2 separate regions of the Homo sapiens genome follow, and region 2 is linked to region 1. The links are chromatin loops, found by intact Hi-C in ENCODE. Cell type or tissue: heart left ventricle. All regions are shown on one strand. Links, peaks and the distances in the headings refer to the core of each region. The heading gives the core; the rest is flanking DNA. Region 1 overlaps LINC01630 (long intergenic non-protein coding RNA 1630). Region 2 overlaps LINC01630 (long intergenic non-protein coding RNA 1630).

What was found. Peaks named below come from ENCODE experiments on the same cell type or tissue, not always from the same donor. Only the 100,000 strongest peaks of a DNase experiment are listed, where the experiment ranks them.
Region 2: it touches region 1 in a loop (7-fold over the local background); 2 of 110 quality-filtered maps call a loop at or near these places.

What each region holds. Positions count from the first base shown.
Region 1 is chr18:51,392,175-51,402,104 of GRCh38, forward strand. It overlaps LINC01630 (long intergenic non-protein coding RNA 1630), which reads left to right. Exons shown (of 3, transcript NR_040074.1): 1 at 1-83. Among named protein-coding and RNA genes, the nearest start is that of LINC01630, 5.1 kb to the left of the region's middle. In heart left ventricle, for the core only: no CTCF peak of the experiment used is centred there; no DNase peak of the experiment used is centred there.
Region 2 is chr18:51,443,966-51,453,895 of GRCh38, forward strand. The region is part of intron 1 of LINC01630 (long intergenic non-protein coding RNA 1630); the gene reads left to right. Among named protein-coding and RNA genes, the nearest start is that of LINC01630, 57 kb to the left of the region's middle. RefSeq lists enhancers at 3,308-3,357, 3,488-3,547. In heart left ventricle, for the core only: no CTCF peak of the experiment used is centred there; a DNase peak (open chromatin) is centred at 3,736; H3K27ac peaks cover 285 bases.

The DNA of each region.
Region 1 (9,930 bases), core at 562-8,561:
TCTTCTGGCCGAGGGAAAGCAAGAATATCTGTTCCTGCAACTGCACTGATTCTAGAAACACTCTCTATTCGAACTCTCATGAGGTAACTTCTTGTTCCTTAATTCTGGGTCTCCTCTACTCCTGTTCTTGACTCCTCATGAGATCATTTGAGCTTAGTAATAAACCCCACTTATCTTTACCAGGCTTGAGGGAATGCGTGTGTGTGGGGTCTCTGCTCCTTTCAACAAAATTATCCTCTATAAAATAGGTGGCACTGGGGGAATGGTTATCAGCTGGGTTTTTTTTTTTGTTTGTTTGACAGTTTGTTTTTGGTGTGGGGGTTCCTGAAGAATGTATATTTAATTGTAGTATTAGTCACCTGAGTTAGAATAGCTGGATGATGAGTGTTTTAAAAAAATACTGCTTTTGGCTGGGAGTGGTGGCTCATGCCTGTAATCCCAGCACTTTGGGAGGCCCAGGTGGGCGGATCACGAGGTCAGGAGATCGAGACCATCCTGGCTAACAAAGTGAAACCCCGTCTCTACTAAAAATACAAAAAATTAGCTGGGCGTGGTGGTGGGCGCCTGTAGTCCCCGCTACTCCGGAGGCTGAGGCAAGAGAATGGGGTGAACCTGGGAGGCGGAGCTTGCAGTGAGCCGAGTTCGGCGCCACTGCACTCCAGCCTGGGCGACAGGGCGAGAATCCATCTCAAAAAAAACCAAAAAACAAAACAAAACAATAAAAAACATTGCTTTCAATACACTTTTAAGCTTTTAATACTTTTTTCATGAAAATTTTCAAATATTGAGACCAGTAGAAAGAATAGTAGAATAGGTATCCATCAATCTACCACCTAGATTTAACACTTATTAACATTTTTCCCTATTTGCTCTATCTCCGTATTTCTTTTCTGTTGTTGGATTATTTTAAAGTAAACTACAGATATTGTAATATATTTCCCCTAAGTACTTCAGTATGCATCTCTAAAAGAGGTGTGTTCCTACATGACCACAATACCGTTGTCACATAAAACACAATTGGCAGTATTTTCTTAATGTCATTAATAACCTAACTATTAAGAAAATAGTGCCAATTGTGTTTTATGTGACAAGCATAAAAAGAAGAAAAATTGGGACTCATTTAAATAGTCCCAATTTTCCTCAAAATGTCTTTTATAGATGCTTCTTTTCACACCTTGATATAAAGATGGCACGGCATTGAATTGTTAAATTTTGTCCTTCAAGTCTCTCCTAATCTAGAAGTGTCTTCCTCTTTATTTTAAAGGAAGAAATTAGGCCAGATATTTGGCAGACTGTCCTACATCCTAGATCTGTCTGATAGTTTCCTCACAGTCCTGTTTATCTTGTTTCTCTCTTCCCAGTAATTCCTATACAATGTAAGTTACATTTCAAGCCAACTCTCTTCCTCAGCCACCTCTTGTAGTACAGGGATGGTCACTTGATCCAAGGGTAATTTATCCACTACATTTTTGGTGATAATAGCTCAGAGGTGGTTATGCTGTGTATTTCATATTGCATCACAGCAGGAGGCACTTAATGTCTGGATGACTGTCCCACTATTTGTGATACTGTGTTGGTTACTCTGTTCAAGGTGATGACTGCCAGATCCCTCTATTGTAAAGGAAGGCATCTCCTTTTGTGATAAGAAAATAAGCTATGGGTGATACTATTGAGTTTTCCATTAACCTTTCACCTAATGATTTTAGTATCTACTATTGATTCTTTCTGGAATGGATGAACTTTGTCACTAACTAATATTTTCTGACAATAGGATAGGCTACAGGGAGACTGAGAAGCGGAGGCATGAAATCTTCTTTGTTGGAGATTGTTATGCATGTTACTATTATTATGGATATATGTATTGTTATTTATTGCAGCCTAACAAACTGTCCCAAAATATAGTGACATCAAACAACAACAATACATTTATGATCTCTCCTGGTCTCTGTGGGTCAGGAATTTGGGAGGATATGGCTGGGTGCTTCTAGCTTAGGGTCTCCAATGTGGTGGTCGTCAGATGGGGCTGGAGCTAGAAAAGCCGGAACCTAGATTATCTGGGGACTGGCAGGGAGTTTTTATCTTTGTGTTATCTCAGGCCCACCCTGTGTCATTTCTCTGCATGGGGTGGTTTGGGTTTCCTTGCAGCATGGTGTCCTCAGGGTGGTAGGACTTTACATGGTGGCTGGTAAGGACTGAACATTTGTGTCCTTCCAAAATTCACATGTTAAAATCCTAACTCCCAAGGTGATGCTATTAAAAGGTGGGCTCTTTAGGAGGTGATAAGTCATGAGGGTGGAGCCCTCTTGAGTGGGATAAGTGCCTTTAGAAGAGGTCCCAGAGAGAGCTCACATGTCCCTTCTACCATGTGAGGATACAATGGGAGGATGTCGTCTATGAACCAGACACCAAATCTGCTGGTGCCTTCATCTTGGACCCCCCAGCCTCTAGAGCTGTGAGAAATAAGTTTCTGTTGTTTCTAAGCCGTGCTGTTTATGGTATTTTGTTATAGCAGCCTGAGCAGACTAAGACAGGGGCTCAGGGTTCCAGCGTGTTTCCAGTGAGCTGGGTGGAAATGGCTTTGTCCTTTGCAGTTGGCCCTTGGAAGCCATGTAGCATCACTATACAGTACTCTATTGGTTGACCAGTCATGACAGTTGGCACAGATTCAAGGGGAAGGGACACACATCCCACTCTTGACAGTGAAAGTGTCAAAACATCAGCAGACATGTTTAAAAACACTATATTGTTTTTATGAAGTAAGCATATACATCTGTATTTACTAATATTTGCCTTTAAAAAGGATCTGCATAATTAATAATTGAGAAAAACAGAGCAATTAAAAATAAGACAAATAATAAATAATAAATGGATCAAAGAAACAGATATACCTGCCATCTGGACAGATTATAGTTCCAATGTAAAGGATGAAGGACTTAGGTGTTTGTAGCTCTAGTTGCTGGGTAAAAGGTTGTTTACAAATTTACCTGAAGAGTTATTTTTTTCCTCTTGACACTGAATTTTAGAAGGACTTTATTAAATGTATTCTTTCATCAGGGCCATTGAGAAAGAGAACCGTCAATGCCTGGCTTTGGTTGTTCAGAAGACAGAGAAATACTCTTTAGGTGGACACTTGTGAAACAATTTCTCTGGGAAAACAGAAACTCGAATACCAATATTAGCTTTTGATTAGTTTCTGCAGGGGAACTAAGATAAGTTGTGAGTATGTTGCCTTCTGAAGATGTAGCCCCTGCTCTGGTAGGGTCTTGCTCAGGGAACCTTGGCAAAAACTTGTCAACTCCGGCCACACATTATAATCACAGGATGGAAGCAACTCTTACAAACCCACATGCCGAAGTTCATTTATCAATTATGCAATTGTATTCTTTAGACCAATTGAATACAATCTCTGGGGGTAGGATATCGGCATTAGTATTTTTTTTTAAAACTCCACAAGTGATTCCAGTGTGTGATCAGGATCTAGAACCATTGCTTTAGAGCAGGGCTTGGTAAACTGTTGTGAAAAGGGCCATGTAGTAAATATTTCCAGATTTGTGGTCATACTGCTTCCATCCCAGTGCTTCAGCTTCGCCTTTCAGCAGGACAGCAGCCATAGACAATGGGCATGATGAATGGGCATGGCTGTGTTCCAATAAAACTTTATTACTGACACCTTGTTTGGGGACCAGTTACATTTCAGCTCTCTTTAATAGCATCATCCTTGTATGTAGAACCTCAGATGTGCAGACATGAAAGAAGGGAGTACATTTATAACTATTGTGACTGTCATGGGCATTTTGAGTGGCAATTTAAATTCTTCTCTTTTTTTCCCCAGAGATGACTTTATTACTCACAGCAAAAGCAGTAGCCAGAGTATCAGAATTTGTGCTTTTCCCCCTGAACCCCAGTTCCCACAAGGGTAAGAATTAGGTCCTGCATAGATACCTACACATGCAGTGGGTCATGTCATAAAAAACAATGAGGGTGGAGAACCAGCCATTCTATAGCAGGCAGTGGCTTACTTGCTCTTTTCCCTCAGCTCTGTTTTTTTTTTTTTTTTTTTTTGAGACACGGTCTCACTCTGTCACCCTGGCTGGAGTGCAGTGGTGCGATCTCGGCTCACTGCAACCTCCGCCTCCTGGGTTCAAGCGATTCTCGTGCCTCAGCCTCCTGAGTGGCTGGGATTACAGGTGGCCACACCACCGCACCCAGCTAATTTTTTTTTGTATTTTTTGGTAGAGACGGAGTTTCACCCTGTTGGCCAGGCTGGTTTTGAACTCCTGACCTCAAGTGATCTGCCTACTTTGGCCTCCCCAAGTGTTGGGATTACAGGCATGAGCCACAGCGCCCAGCCTTTCCCTCAGCTCTCAAGGTGCACATTGCAAATGCACCCCTGCAAAATGGCCCCAATAAAGAACCTTGCATTTCTGGCACATCCAGCAAGAATGTGCAGGAATGCAAAAAGCCCATGGAGAACCATCTCCCAACATCAGTACATGTCCCTGAAATGAAAATTAACCTGTCTCAGAAAGATATAGACAAGAAAATGTGCTATTACTAATGTTTTAAACTATATAAACTAACAACTACCTTTTGCCAAAACTTAGACTTGAGTATCTTTTGAAAAATCAGGTAATAGTGATATTTCCTTTTCAAGCACTATCCTGGTTCCTTATATTAAAACTAGACTCCATATCAGGATGACCAGAGTTTGAACTCTGGAGGCATGGCCCATGAATACAAATATCTTTTCTGTCCCCTACCATTTCTTTTCTTTTTCTTTTCTTCATTGTTTGTTTTCTTGTCCCCTACCATTTCTTATTGCTTTCTAACAAAATTAAAATTTCTAAATTATTATATATTGTCTTTTATTTTAAAAAAGGAAGGGGGTTAATTCACAAGCTTATATATTTCTTTGCACAGCTTCCCCCCACCCCAGCTCTCCTCCCACCACAAATCTTCTGTCCTTAGGACATAGATCTTTGGAACTAGGAATGACATTAGAGATTGTTTCCTTTCTGGTCCTCCAGAAGGTCTGTGACTTGCCCAACATGGCTAGGGCAGGAACCAGGAGGGCAGGACCAGAATTCTGGCCTCGAGTCCCCTGTCTAGAGATCAGCTAACTCTTGCCCTCTGCCTCCCTCCTCTCTGCATTCACACCTGATTCCTGCTTTACAACTTCCTCAAACACTAAGGTGTCCACTGACCCGGTCCTCTGTCTCTTTCTGGATCCAAGACCTTGAAATGACCTTGATTTGTTTTCTAGTCATTGTTAATTATTTGAGGATGGAGTAATGCATTGTCCTGCATTCTCCATCAGCTTACAGCTGATGGTGAGAAGTGAGAGGTGACACAGTTATTGGAGGGCAGGATTGGAGGGCCTCCAACTTACTGTGGTTTAACTTATGAATTTTAGACTTTATGACAGTGCTAAAGTGATATGTATTTAGTAGACACTGTACTTTGAATTTTGACCTTTTCCTGGGCCAGCGATTTGCAGAATGATGCTCTCTCATGATGCTAGGCAACAGCAGTGAGCCGCAGCTCCCATTCAGCTGCACGATCAGCAGGGTAAACAACTAATACTGCACTCTACAGTATACTGCATTCAATGAATTACATGAGACATTCAACTTTATGAAATAGGCTTTGTGTTAGGTGATTTTGCCCAACTGTAGGCAAATATAAATGTTCAGAGCATCTTTAAGATAGGCTAGGCTAACCTGTGATGTTCAGTAAGTTAAATATATTAAATGCATTTCCAACTTGATATTTTCCACTATTGATGGGCTTCCTGGGAGGTAAGCCCATTGTAAGTCGAAGATCATCCATAGTCCCTTCAGATTCAAGTTCAAAAACATCCTTTTCTTCTGAAAATACCTTCACTTTTCTGCTTGTTAAGGCTGGACAATTTTCCCCTACCCCCAACCTTTTCCCAAATCCTTTTCTCTCAGACTTGGAAGACCCTACTCTCTCCTAGCTCTGTTTCTAGGCCTCTCTATTCTTTTAGCTTCTTTTAGAAGACAGTCCACATTGTGTTATTGTCAGTGCTGGCTTAATCCTGGGCCAGTTTCCATCTGTGTAATCTTTTGCGTAATCTCATCTGCTCTCACAATTTTGAATTCCAAAAATACTCACACAGCTTCCTTATCTCTGCCTGGTATTTTTGCAGTTGCCTACTAGCTAAAATAATCCATTTAAAATTCTTGTCACATGTCAAAGAATTTAGGGAAGAATGGCATTTTCAAATTTTGACTGCATTACTAAATCACTTTACACTGGATAAATCAGCTGTCTTTGACCTTATAACTTTTTTCTTTTAGTTATTTTATGTGCATGAATTTCCAGTTGTATGAGGTATAAGAATTATTAAATGAAAAGCTATGGAAATTTTTGAGATCTTGATTTCTTTTGGTTTTAATTACTGACTATATTCATAGTCTAGGTAATAATTTGATTTTGAGATGACTCCTATGAGCAAACACTGTATATATTCCTATATAAAAAAGGTTAATTAAAAAATCAAATATCATTTCTCATCTGTTAAGCCACCCTTAATTGTTAAAATAATTATTTTCTGTCTTTGTCATGCTTTGGCAAAACTGGTAGCAGTGCAAATTGAAATAACATTTTTAGAAAGCCAGTTGGCAACATTCAAAGGGATGTTTTTACAATAAAAACGGAAGGTGTATCTTACTGTGTTTGAATGTAATTAAAATGTTCAGAGAGAGAAAATGTTTAGAGGATGCAAGGATAGGGAGGTGGGATGTGGGACCTGATAGCACTGGGCTGGTTCAAAGATTATATTTAGATTTTCTATATGCTTGAGGATGGGGCTTTATGGACTCTAGAAGAAGTCTCACGGCTTTTTAATTTAACTCTGAGACTTTTGATTGGACCAAAGACTCCCTTTCCCAAAATTCCAACTTTTGCATTCTCCTGCCAAAACTTTCCGGTAGGAAATAATGAGATGGAGTGCGCAAAGCCTAGCAGGGGTGAGGCTCCTCCTGTCCTCTCTGTGCTCAGGGTACTGGGTCAGTGCTCTGGCTTGTAAGCTTTCCTCTGAGAAGCAGGAAATCAAAGGCAGACCATGGTGCCTGCAAGTATGGCCTGGGAGTCATCTTCAAGGTCTCCCACTGCCCAGCTATCCTCAGGGTTTTATACTTTTACATAGAAACACCTGAATCAAGACAAAAATGCATCTGGCAACTTATTGCACTTTTTTTCCCACATTTGATCTTTTTCAGCATTAGCCAAGTCAAAAATAGTCTGGAGATTTGAGTGTTGGAACAATTAGCCACCTGTATTTTATGTGGAAAAAAATAAGAATTTCCAGGCTTGGCTCAGCCATTTTGTGTTGATTATACTGAGTACATCGAAGCGAGGTGACTGAATTTTGCACACATTAGAAGCAGCAGCTAAAACTCTGTACAGCTTGTGTTATAATTGGGAAAGCAGGGATCTGTTCCAGCATCGTATCATTCCCTGAGTTCTCTAGTAATATCACACTAACTTTCTCAGCAAAGCTAAGCAGATTAGTTGGAGGGGGTAGTAAGAAACTTGGTTGCAATAGAAATTCTTTCTGGTTAGGAAAAATAAAAGGCAGTGATAGGCCACTGAACATTCTGGGAACAGTCATGCCTCTGCCTTTTGTCCCTGACAGAGAAGATAAAGTCACGTGTAGATGACGCTGAAGAGGATTTCTTTGAGTTGCCAGCAAAGCTCTGTTTCAGTTATCTATTGATGTGAAACACAAAATTCCAACGTAATGGCTTAAAACAACGATGTATGATTGCGACATTCTGTGGGCCCAGGAGTGGGGCGTATCTTGGTGGTTCTTCTGCTTTGCATGATGTTGACTGGGTCACTACTGCAGCTGCACTCAGTTGGGAGCTCAGCTGGGGTGGCATATCCAAAGTGGCCTCTCATTGTCCGGGACTTTTCTCAGACGGCCCTCTGATAGTTCAGTAGTCTAGTCTGGATTTCTTATGGCATCACAGCTGGCTCTGAGAATGTAAAAGTGGAAGCCGCCAGGCCTATTTAGGCCTGGACCTGGGACTGGCACAGCACTGGCACTCATTTAATTGGCCAAAACAAGTCACAAGACCAACTGAGATTGAAGGGGAAGGGAAGTAGCCTCCAACTCTTGGTGGGCTGGGGTGTCTGGGGGGCAGGTTGGGTTGAGGCAACTCGTCTCTTGGAGGGTCCCAAGCACAGATAGGATTGTATTTTCCTTTAGATAACCCAATTTAAATTTATTATGCAAATGTTATTGATCACAAAGTGTTAATATTTATGTTATTTATTTAAATAAATAAAATGCTGGATGTAAAATAATTTTATAAATGGTAAAATACTTCAGTAAATCAAGTTCTGGCCTAATGGAAAGGCATAATTGAAAGGCTTTTACAAAATGTAAAGCTTGGGGTCCTTATTTCACGTAGGAGAAAACCGAGGCTCCTATAAATATTTAACTTGCTTAAATTAATCATTTTTCAGTTTTAAGTCATTAAATTTTTGTTTGGCGTGTTGACAGAAAAAGGACTAGAAATACCTCTTAACTCCCAGCTCAGTGCTTATCTTTCTCTCTACCTTCTAATCATAACTTAACAGTTGTTCCTGAAGAAAATCTAACCTTTTGGTTTTCTTTGCCATAATCCAGAGTTTCTTGCCTTTGGCACTATTGACATTTTGAGCCTAATGATTCTTGGTTGTTGGGGGTTGTCTCGTACATTGTGGGATGTTTGGCAATACCCTTGGCTTCTGTCCACTGCCATAATCCAAGGCACTGACATTTCTTATGCTGCAGTTCCTGAACTGTCTACATAATCATGATTGAGAATTAACTATTTTCCCAATCAAAAACGCAGGCACAGGTCTGATAAAGGACTCCCCCTGCCCCAGTTTGTACATTCAGATATAGAAAAATGTTTTAAGTTATAAATTAAATGTATAAAATTAAAATTTTGATTTTATTACATACATTATACAGATCACCTTTAAAAACACAATTCCTTAAAATTCAGTTGTTTTGGCAAAATGACAAAGTATGGTTCATAGGATTTTTCTTGCAAATCGAAACTGATAACTGTTGGCAAATGTCAGCTGTTATCTTTTTACCTCATTTCCAGTTTGGGTAGAACCTAACTGGAGAGGTGATGTTAAATAACAGTGTGTTCATAAAACACAAAGTGAAGAAGAGATTTGGCAAAGTGTCTAGTTGATTTGAAACAAGTAGACCAGAACATATTCAGTTTAAAAACACTTCCTGATGCAAGTATTATCCAGACTGAATTTCTACACTAATCAAATTGTTTCAAGTATTCATTTCACTTGGTATTGTGTCAAAACAGCTGAAGTGTCTGATAAATTATTCTTTCCTAGTTGTTTATGACTCCAAGCATACATATAACAAAACTGAATTTGATCTAACCGTTTCCATTTCTCTTTCCCATGTGAATGATAATGTTGATGGAACTATGGAAGCAACACCAACAATGAAATTAAATAATGTCAAGGTTTCTTGCTTAGGAAAGCTAGGCAGCATTAGAAGGTGCCTGGGGAGGCAAAGCAGAGTGTACCCAAATGCTTCGGTCTTGATTGTTTAATAGTTGTTAAAAGCCAGTCAACTCACATTTATTTCTCCTTCAATTCCATAAATGGACCTGCAAAAATTTGCAAATAAATCTACACAGCTTTGTCATACATAAACATGTGCTTGAATTCATTCCTTCATTTGCATTTTTGAACTTTCCCAAATACAAATACCTACAATAGCCCAATATGCTTGTTCTGCTCATTTGGAAAAGCTATCTGATGGTTTTCCCTTTGGCATTTTGAATAACTGCTAGCTGCAGATGCTAAATAACTCTCAAGTCTGTGTGACTTAATATTTCTGCCGAGTTAATCAAATAAAATACAGTTGAAATCTCA
Region 2 (9,930 bases), core at 685-8,684, 52 kb after region 1:
ACTGTGAGAAGTAGTCGGCCTCCAGGCTGTCAGATTCAAAGATTGGGAGTGCCCCCATACTAAATGGAACTCTTAATTACTCAGAGAGAATGCGTCATTAATGAATGGTTTTACACTTTACCTGCCTTTTTTTTTTTTTCTCATAATTTTGGCTTGTGTCCCTTTCTGGGGAAATAATTGCTCTAAGTCTTATTTGTTCTAAAATTTTAATCTTAGAATGTATTGGTCTCTTTAATCAGTCTACCACATAAATAATTCTTTATAAATATTTGTTATTTTTGTGAGCTAATAAAAAAACTAATGGCATATGATTATTTGGACACGTTGTAAGAACTTCAAATATAAATCTATGTTTTGCAGGCCAGCACACACTGCTAAGTGGAAGAAGAAGGCAGAAAGTTTTGATTTACAGGCACAAATCCCATGCATATGAAATAAAAGACAACTGAAGTTTTGCTCAGCCATCTCAACCATCAGCTCCATTCATCTTCTAACTATGTGATGATATACACTAAACACAGATGGCCAATATTAAGTATGAAACTACCTGACAAAGGAAGCTGATTCTAATTCAGAACACCATAATTCTGGATGTTGAAATCCGAAAAGATAAAAATCCTTAAAATTTAATTCTGGAAAAAAAATCTTTAAGAGATTTATTTACATTTAGAAAAGGGGGTTTATTTAAGAAACATAAAAACATGACAGGATATTTCACAGCCCACTTTACACAATTAATGAGGTGACACTATACATATTTTTGCAAGCATAAACACTCAAGTGTGTTAATGGCAGTTGCATGGGCATAATAGTTATAAGTAGATGAACTATATTAAAAAAGAAATAGGTCAAAAGGGAAATGTAGACATGCATATGACTATGGTTGGAATTGTGTGTACCCAGATTTATAACTGTGGTCATCTGAAATACCATGACAAACAACCTAAATTTTTTGACAAGATCGGTCAAAAACCTTGATGGGTTACCACAGAACATGCAGTCACCTAAAGAGCTGAAATCTTGTGAAATTTTATCTTTCACAAATGCAGATGTACAAAAAGGACATCTCTTAATTTATTGAGAAAGTTTCAGTGTTTTAAATTATGCGTAGTGCACAATGCTTACACACAAAGTCAACAGTGTGATAATGTGATAATTTCATGGAGTCAAATTTGTAAAAAATGCATTAAATGAATTCGAACTCTCTAAAAGCCTCTACACAACCTATACCTCCAGAGTTGGAAATGATGCAAAGATAGGATAGCGAATGGTAAAACATAATGCTGTCAATTTAAAAGAGCCTAGCCAACATGCTGAAACCCCAGCTCTACTAAAAAAATTACAAAATTAGTTGGGCATGGTGGCGCATGCCTGTAATCCCAGCTACTCAGGAGGCTGAGGCAGTAGAATCGTTTGAACCCAGGAGGCAGAGGTGGTGGTAAGCCAATATTGCACCATTGCACTCCAGCCTGGGCAATGAGAGTGAAACTCTATCTCAAAAACAAACAAACAAAACCAAAACTAAAAAAGAAAAAAAGAAAAAAACCCAAATGGAAAAAAAATCAATATATGAAAAAGTGTATTACAGGAATAGATTATGGGTAATTTCATCAAGATAGTCCATCATAAGAGCTGGCCAATTTTCATGATCGTTAACTATATTTTGAAGTCTTGCATCATAATGAATAGATGCTTTTTTCCTTTTAGACCATGGCTCTCATTGGAGAATATGTTCACATTCATTTTCTACACGATGTTGTTCTTTTTGAAATTCTCTTGTGATTTGACATACAACAACATGAACATTCCATATTAAAATTTCCCATCTTCTGTGCCATGCCTCGATGTTGTTTTGGGTGTGTGGAAATCCATTCCTCACGCACTCATATACATACCACACATTTGGCAGAAACAATACTGGTGTTTGAAGGGAACGCCATTATGTAAGTGCCTTCTTATCTTACCATGCACTTAATTATTTTTCAACCATTCATTAACTTTGCTGGCTTCTCCAGGCAAATGCAGCTTTAATTCATTAAAAGTTTTTGTAATGTCATCAGCTGGAAGAAATGCCAATGCAGGCAAATGGCAAATTTTTAAACTGAAGTTTCTGTTGTTGCTGTATGTCATGGCCAAGCCACTCATCTAAATTTTCTGTCAGATGCATTGGGCTGAATGAAAAAAACATCTTTATTGGTAACATCTTGAAATTCCCTTGAAATCTATTTTCTTCTGCAAAGTCCACCCGATCTGCAAATAAGCATTTGTAAGTGCTTCACTTTTCCCAGCCATTAAAACATAATTGAGTGGATAAATTTTAGAATCTTTTGCATGAATTGTATATAGATGATAAAAAAAAAATCAGTGGGGACAATTTTCAAAGTGCCATCCATTAGCCAAATTGAAGCATGAGCTAGTTTTTTTCATGTTATATTTAGTGGTAAATATAAGTAGTGTATCTTCTTCATTAGTCAAATCCCCAGTCAAGAATAGTTCGCTATTTAATGTGTTTTGGAACACTGGAGGAATCTCAATGTCACTGAGCTTGTCAAATTCTTTTTATTCTATGACAAAGGGCATTCTAGAAAGGCAAGCATGACACTTTGTGTCAAGGGGCAGAAGTTGTACATGACTCAATAATTTGGAGGGCAGACTTCTTGTATTTTTTGCCCATGTTTTCACTTCTTCTGTGATCAATTTGACACCTAAAATTAAGTCCACATGTTCACCCCTTGTCAACTTGTCACCCTAAAGCATGCGCATAGGTTGACAGGAAGAATCAAGACCAGAGATAGATGATGATTCAGGAGGGAGAAGCTATCACTGCAGGAGCACAGTTCTTGAGGAGGGGAGGGGTCCAGGCTGCAGGTGCAGTGCTGTGTTTTGGGAGGCTATTCTGGAAAGATAAAGAATGTGAATAATGTTCATGTTGAGTGATTCTAGGCATGAGAGTAAAAAGTACTTGAGGAAAGCAAAATCTATGGAACATACTCCTCTGGCAGAATTTTGGGAAACCCACACCCACACCCACACCTCCACACACAACCGAACACACAGCATAGAAATGCACAGTGCCTGGCACATGCCAGGTGCATAATGAATTTTTTAAATAAAAATGTGATCTTGCAAGTGGAAGTGAGCCACCTCCTAGTCAAAATATTACCAGGAAATCTGCTGTCTCAAGGCAGATGGGAATGGCTAAAGGAGGGAAGAGAGCAAAAGGAGAAGGAAAGAGGGTGTGGGGCAGGGAAAGAAAGAAGAGAGAAGGCAAGAAAAACAAAGAGGAGACCAAGGCCAGCAGTGGCAGAGAGAAGGGTGAGCGGCTGTGTCAGTGGTGGCCCCAGGCACCTGTGCTCTCAGCTGCTGACCCTGGGCAACTTTGTCCTTAACTAACAGCTAAGAATCTCTAGTCATGGGAAACTGCAGTAACAGCACAGGTGTGACCCAGCAGCCGCTCTGCTTGGCCTGGCTATAATTAGCATCCACTGGCAGCCTAGAAAACTACCTGCTCTTGAGGTCGGTGAGTTCAGAGCCTGTGAGTAAAAACAGGGGGGTGCAAAGAGCCGGTTAAAGCTCCAGCTGTGGTGAGTCAGTGCGAGGTTGCTTGGCCCCAGAGCACAGCCCTGCAGCCTGGTCACCCTGGGCACAGCCCTGGATCCTGGTCACCCTGAACACAGCCCTGGAGCCTGCGAGGCTCATGTGAGAATGAGGGTGGCCAGAATTCCTTGACTGTCACTTATCTGTCTGGGCAGACGTCCTTCATGGCTGGCTTTCTCTGGCTCCTGGGGCAGCTCCAGCCCGTGGGAGTTGCACTGTCTTGGCAGACAGGGAGACTGGCTTTGGCAACACACCGAGGGCAATGCTTTCCCAAGGATCTGTCTCCTTGGAGAGTCTTTCTAATGCCTTGGCGCATTTGTGTTCTCCCCTGGGTAGCCCGTCCCGGCTCAGTGCTCATTTCCCACATGGGGGCATTAAAAATAAATCTTTGCTGTGAAATAGGAAGAAAATTTTTCCCAGAGCTTCTCTTCTCTTCTTTGTGTGTGTGTGTATGTGTGTGTGTGTGTGTGTGTGTGTGGAGTTTGGAGTCTGAGAGGGGAAAGGTAGAACCCACGATCTCTTCTGGCACACTCCTGGAACACTGCGCTGTAGTAGTGAATACAAAATTATCTGCCTGCTGCTACTGCTCCCTTACAGGCTCGTTATCCCCCACTATCCGGTGGCGTTGGCTTCACCGTTCCATGCTCAGGCAGCAGCACTCCCATCCTGATGGGAGGGCATCCGGGCAGAGTCCCATCCCTCCACAGTGGCCACATTTGAAGGCAGCCGCTCCTCCCTCTCCACCTGTCTAATCCTAAGAAAGTTATTCCTTATACAGATCTTAATTTCCTTGCCACTCTGCATCTCTAATCCTGGTTTTCCTTTGGACATCCCATAGTTAGCTGACTTCCCCTCCAAATAAAAGCCCTTCCTTTATATTTGTGAGATAAATGATTATTTCCTGTTTTCCCTTTCTAGTCTGATCAGCCTCAATGATTTGACTGCTCATTATTTCCCCAAATATGTGTTTATTGCCAACTGAGAGGCTTCTACTGTGCTAGGTGCTGGGATGCACCTATTAATAAAATGTAGCCCTGGAAACTGGAGGCACCCACATTTTTGTTTAAAGAAACACTCATGGGAAGAATAGAAACATGCCAGATAACTAAAATACGATGTGATAAGAGGCATAACAGAGGTAAACTTTCTATTGCCTATTGAGGATTTATCACGTCGGGGGTGGAGGAGTGTGCTGTGTGCATTATCTCACTTAGAACCTACGACAACCTTGTGATGTAGGCATCATCATCAACTTGTAGATAAAGTCAGTTGATCTGCCCAGCTTCACAAGGCTGCCAACCCTACGTTGAAGGGCAGATTCAGGATTTCAAATCACTGAGATAAATGTAAAGTCCCACTCTCAAGGCCACACACCAAGAGCAAGGACGTGAACTCAGACCATCTCGCTGCAGAGCCTGCCTTTTGGACTACCCTGCCATCTTGCTTTCCTGGAAGGCTTTGGGAGCACTATGGCACCAGGATGAAGAGTATCCTCAGCAGGGCTACTGCCGCAGACTTGTACCAAAGAGATGCGTGCAGAGACTCCCCGCGCAGGAAGCTGGATGCTAGTGCTGACCTAGCTCTGACCTTGCTGTGGTTCTTGGCACTCCCAGACAATTCAGGCAATTCAGTTTCACATTACTGACACCTCTGCTGTTCTGAGTACATGCTTTCTTTCAAAATGCAAAAGCGAGGCCACTCCATGCACCTCTGACAATGGTCCATTCTTAGAAGAATCACCTGTCGAAGCCGTCCTGGGAGCTATTGAATTAATTTCTACCACTTGGAAGGCAGCAGTTGTCCTGGAGAGGAAGGGCACAGCTTTTCTCTATCATCTGGCAGCCTCCTTGGAGCTGTCTGGGGAGATGGGGATGTCCTGGATGCATGTGCCTGTTTTTATTTCATTGTGGATGGTGGTGTGATCAGTACTGAGTATGGCATGCAGGAATAATTACTATTATCACTACTATTTCAACATCAATTCTGCATCATCAATAGCATTGGGCATTGTCAGAGAGCAGAATTAGAATCAGGCTTTTTGCCCAATGGGATCTCAATTTAAACAGAAATTGCTCATGAACAGGAAGTTGCAATGGTGGTGCTGGGGAGTCGGGGCTAGGGGTTGGAAACAGGGAAATATAATTTGTATGTTTCTCTGTGTTTTGGAGGGGCAGATATCAACCTTTTGTTTCTCTCTCATGATTTGGATGATTTTTTTTTTAACAAAAGCCATGGCAATAATAATGATGTTACGTAGAATTTAAACTTCCCAGGCAACATTTTTGCCATTATCAATGATCTCAAAACTCTGGAGAAACCAATATTTATTAAAATTGAATTCACACCTGCAAGAGACTCAGGAAAATGCTGCGACGGTCTTGGGGAAGCCTGGAGTGATGGGAGTGAGTGACTTTGCTCCTCTAATGCTCCTTGTTTGCTTATTTCCTCCTGAGCAAGTATCTTGTTTCTGTGTGTCCTGATTCGTTGTCAGTAAAGACGCTTCTGTCTCACTCTCTTTCATGTCTCCTCTGTGTGAACTGCTGACCACCACCCAGTACCAGTTCTAGAGAAATCTTCCCAAATGAGCAATTTCATTCATGCTTTCTCCTTCCCAGAATTCTTGACCACTTCCCTATTGGGCTGTCACTTCAAAGCTAAACCCTTCAGCCAGGTCTCCCAAAATTTTGGAATCTGCTTCCCTCCCATTCCTTCAGGTTACTCTTTGGTTTCAGAAACTCTACTTTCTTGTTAGCCCACAAGCTCATCTTGCAACCTTTTGCTCTGGGGCTCTGGTCATGTTTCTTCCCTTGGCTGCCATGACCACCCTTCCCTTCCATGTATGTAACACCACCCGCTGTCCTGCATGGCCATTCTCTCCTGCTTCTGAGGCCTTTCCTGGGGGTGTCCTTCCAATGACCCTGCCTCCTGTGAACATCTCTGGTACTGATGGTCTTATGGGTGTATGTCCCCCCAAATTTGTATGTTAAAGCCCTTTATTAGTCAGGATTCTCCAAAGAAACAGAACCAATTGTGTGTGTGTATGATATACATATATGATATACATATATAAAATATATACACACATACATGTATAATATATACATATAACACATATACAATATATACATACATGTACATATTATATATGTATATATTGTATATATGTATATATAATACATACATATATGTGTATATTGTATATATACACATATATGTATATATAATATATACAGTATATACACATATGTATATATAATATATACAGTATATACATATATGTACATATATATTATATATAATATATACCTATATATGTACATATATGTATATATTATATACATGTATATTATATGTAATACATGTAATATATATAATATATACCTGTATACAATATATACATATGTCTATATTATGTAAGTATATTATATATGTATATGTAAATATGTATATATAATATATACATATATGTATATATGTATATGTAAATATGTGTATATAATATATACATATATGTATATGTGTATATGTATACATTGTATATATTATATATGTATATTATATATACATATATACATACATATTATATATGTATATATATTATATATGTATATATGTATATATTATATATAATACATGTACATATTATATATAATACATGTATATATAATACATGTACATATTTTATATATAATACATGTATATATATAATACATGTACATATTATATATAATACATGTACATATTATATATAATGTATTATATATGTACGTGCATTATATATAATATGAACATGTATTATATAGAATATGAACGTGTATTATATATGTACATGTATTATATATAATATGCACATGTATTATATATAATATATACATGTATTATATAATATATACATATATATGTATGTATATATGTATACATACATATATTATATGTATACATACATATATGTATATATACATATATAATACATATATAATATATAATACATATACATATATATGTATATATGTATATATTATATATAATATATACATAAACATATCCAGTATGTTTATATATACATATTATATATATACATAATACCTAATATATATGTTTATATGTAATATATAGTTTAATATATGTATATATGCTTGTATATGTATACATAATATATTACATATTATATGGTGTGTATATATTATATATAATATATCATACACACACAATTGGTGATATATGTGATACTTAAATATACACACATTTATATGTATATATGTGTGTATATACACACACGTGGTATATATAGAATATAGATATATATAAATTATATAAATGTGTGTATATATAATATGGATTTCATATATATCTTACATATGTGTGTATACATAAAAATATTTATAAAAAAAGAGATTTAGTATAGGAATTGGCTTACATGACTATGGAAGCCAAGAAATCCCACAATCTACCATCTGTAAGCAGGAGAACCAGGAAAGCCAGTGGTGTCACTGAGTCTGAGTCTCATGTCCTGAGATCCAGGGAAGCCAACAATGTAACTTCTAGTCTAAGGCCAAAGACCTGAGACCTGGGGGTGGAGGGGGACACTGGTGTAAGCTCTGGGGTCCAAAGGCCCAAGAATCAGGAGCTCCAATGTCCAAGGGCAGGAGAAGATGGGTGTCCCAGCTCAAAAAGAAGAGAGAGTGAATTTGCCCTTTCTCTGTCTTTTTGCTCTATTCAGGCCTTCAGTGGCTTGGATGATGCCCACCCACATTGGTGAAGGTGATCTTCTTTGCTCAGTCCACTGACTCAAAACATCCTCATAGACACACCTGGAAATAATGATTTCCCAGCTATTTGGGCAACCCTTAACCCAGTCAAGTTGACACATAAAATTAACCATCATAAGCCCTAATTCCCAGTACCTCAATGTGACTATGTTTGGAGACAGGGCATTTAGAGATGTGATGAAGTTAAAATGAGGCCATTAGGGTGGGCCCTAATTCAATCTGACTGGTATCGTTGTAAGACAAGGAAACTGGAACAACATAAAAAGAGACCCTAGGGGTATGTACACACATCTTGCCAGCAGCAGAAGAGAATGCTTGTTTTTTCTCAGCGTTGCCACTATGAGGCTTTAACATTTTTTGTTTTGTGTTTGGAAATCTAATAAGGGAAAATCATATTTCTATGTTTTGATTTGCATTTATTCATTAATAAGGTTAAGCATTGCTTCAAAAATTTGTCCACCATTCATGTTTTTATTTTCCTGAACTCTTCTTCATAACCTTTGTTCATTTCTATGTTGCTTAACTTTTTATTACATAAATAATATTTATAAATTAAATAACATTGTCTTTTGATCTCATATGTTGCAAATATTTTTCCAGTTTGTGATTTGTCCTCAACTTTGCTTATGACTTTTTGTTTTGTCACATTTATTAAAAAAATGTAGTCAACTTTATTGTCCTTTTCTTTTGTGGCTTCTGAGCTCATTATTTTAAAAATCTAAATGGGGTTTTTAGATTTGTAGATTAGGGAAATGCACAAAAACATTTCGGAGGACATCATCCACGTGTTTTGTAAAATTTTCCATGATATCCTTGAGAGTAAAATGGAGAAATGAGGGTTGGATGATGATATACATCAAAGTGTCTTTATAATTTACTCAATAATGCAAACTATAAATGTACATGAAGAGTGCTGATTAATGGATCCTTGTCAGCTTGGATTCCCTCGGCCTTGATGAAGATAAAAGGTATAATTCGCCTATTTTCAGATAGCAGAAAGGTCAAGGTGTGATATTTAATTCCCTGGATAACATAATCAAGATTTAAGAAGATCTTGACAGGCCAAAACACTGAGTTTAAAAATAAAACAAGTCAAATTTAAAAGAGATAAATCAAATATTTGTATTTTTTTACAGTTCAAGTATACAAGAACAGATGGGAAGTCCTGGAATACCAGAAATTCATATAAATAACAACTTCAACAAAATTTTAGTTCATAGTGAGTTAATGGTATACTAGGAAAAGCAAGAAAGCCAGTGTGGTCTTAGGTTCTTTCTGGCTTACTCAACAATATTTAATTTTAAAAAATTTAAATTCTGATAGACTTGCAGAGATTTGCAAAAAGGGTACAGAAATCCCCTTTCATCTAGATTTCTTCAATGGTAACATCCTCTGTAACTACAATACAATGTTAAAATCAGAAAATCGACATTTTTACATGCTACGGATCTTATCCATGACTCAGCAGTTTTTATATTCACTTATTTGTGTATGCGTGTATAGTTCCAAGCAATTTTATCACATGTATAGACTCTTGTATTCTTAACAGTTTTTAACTGGTAAG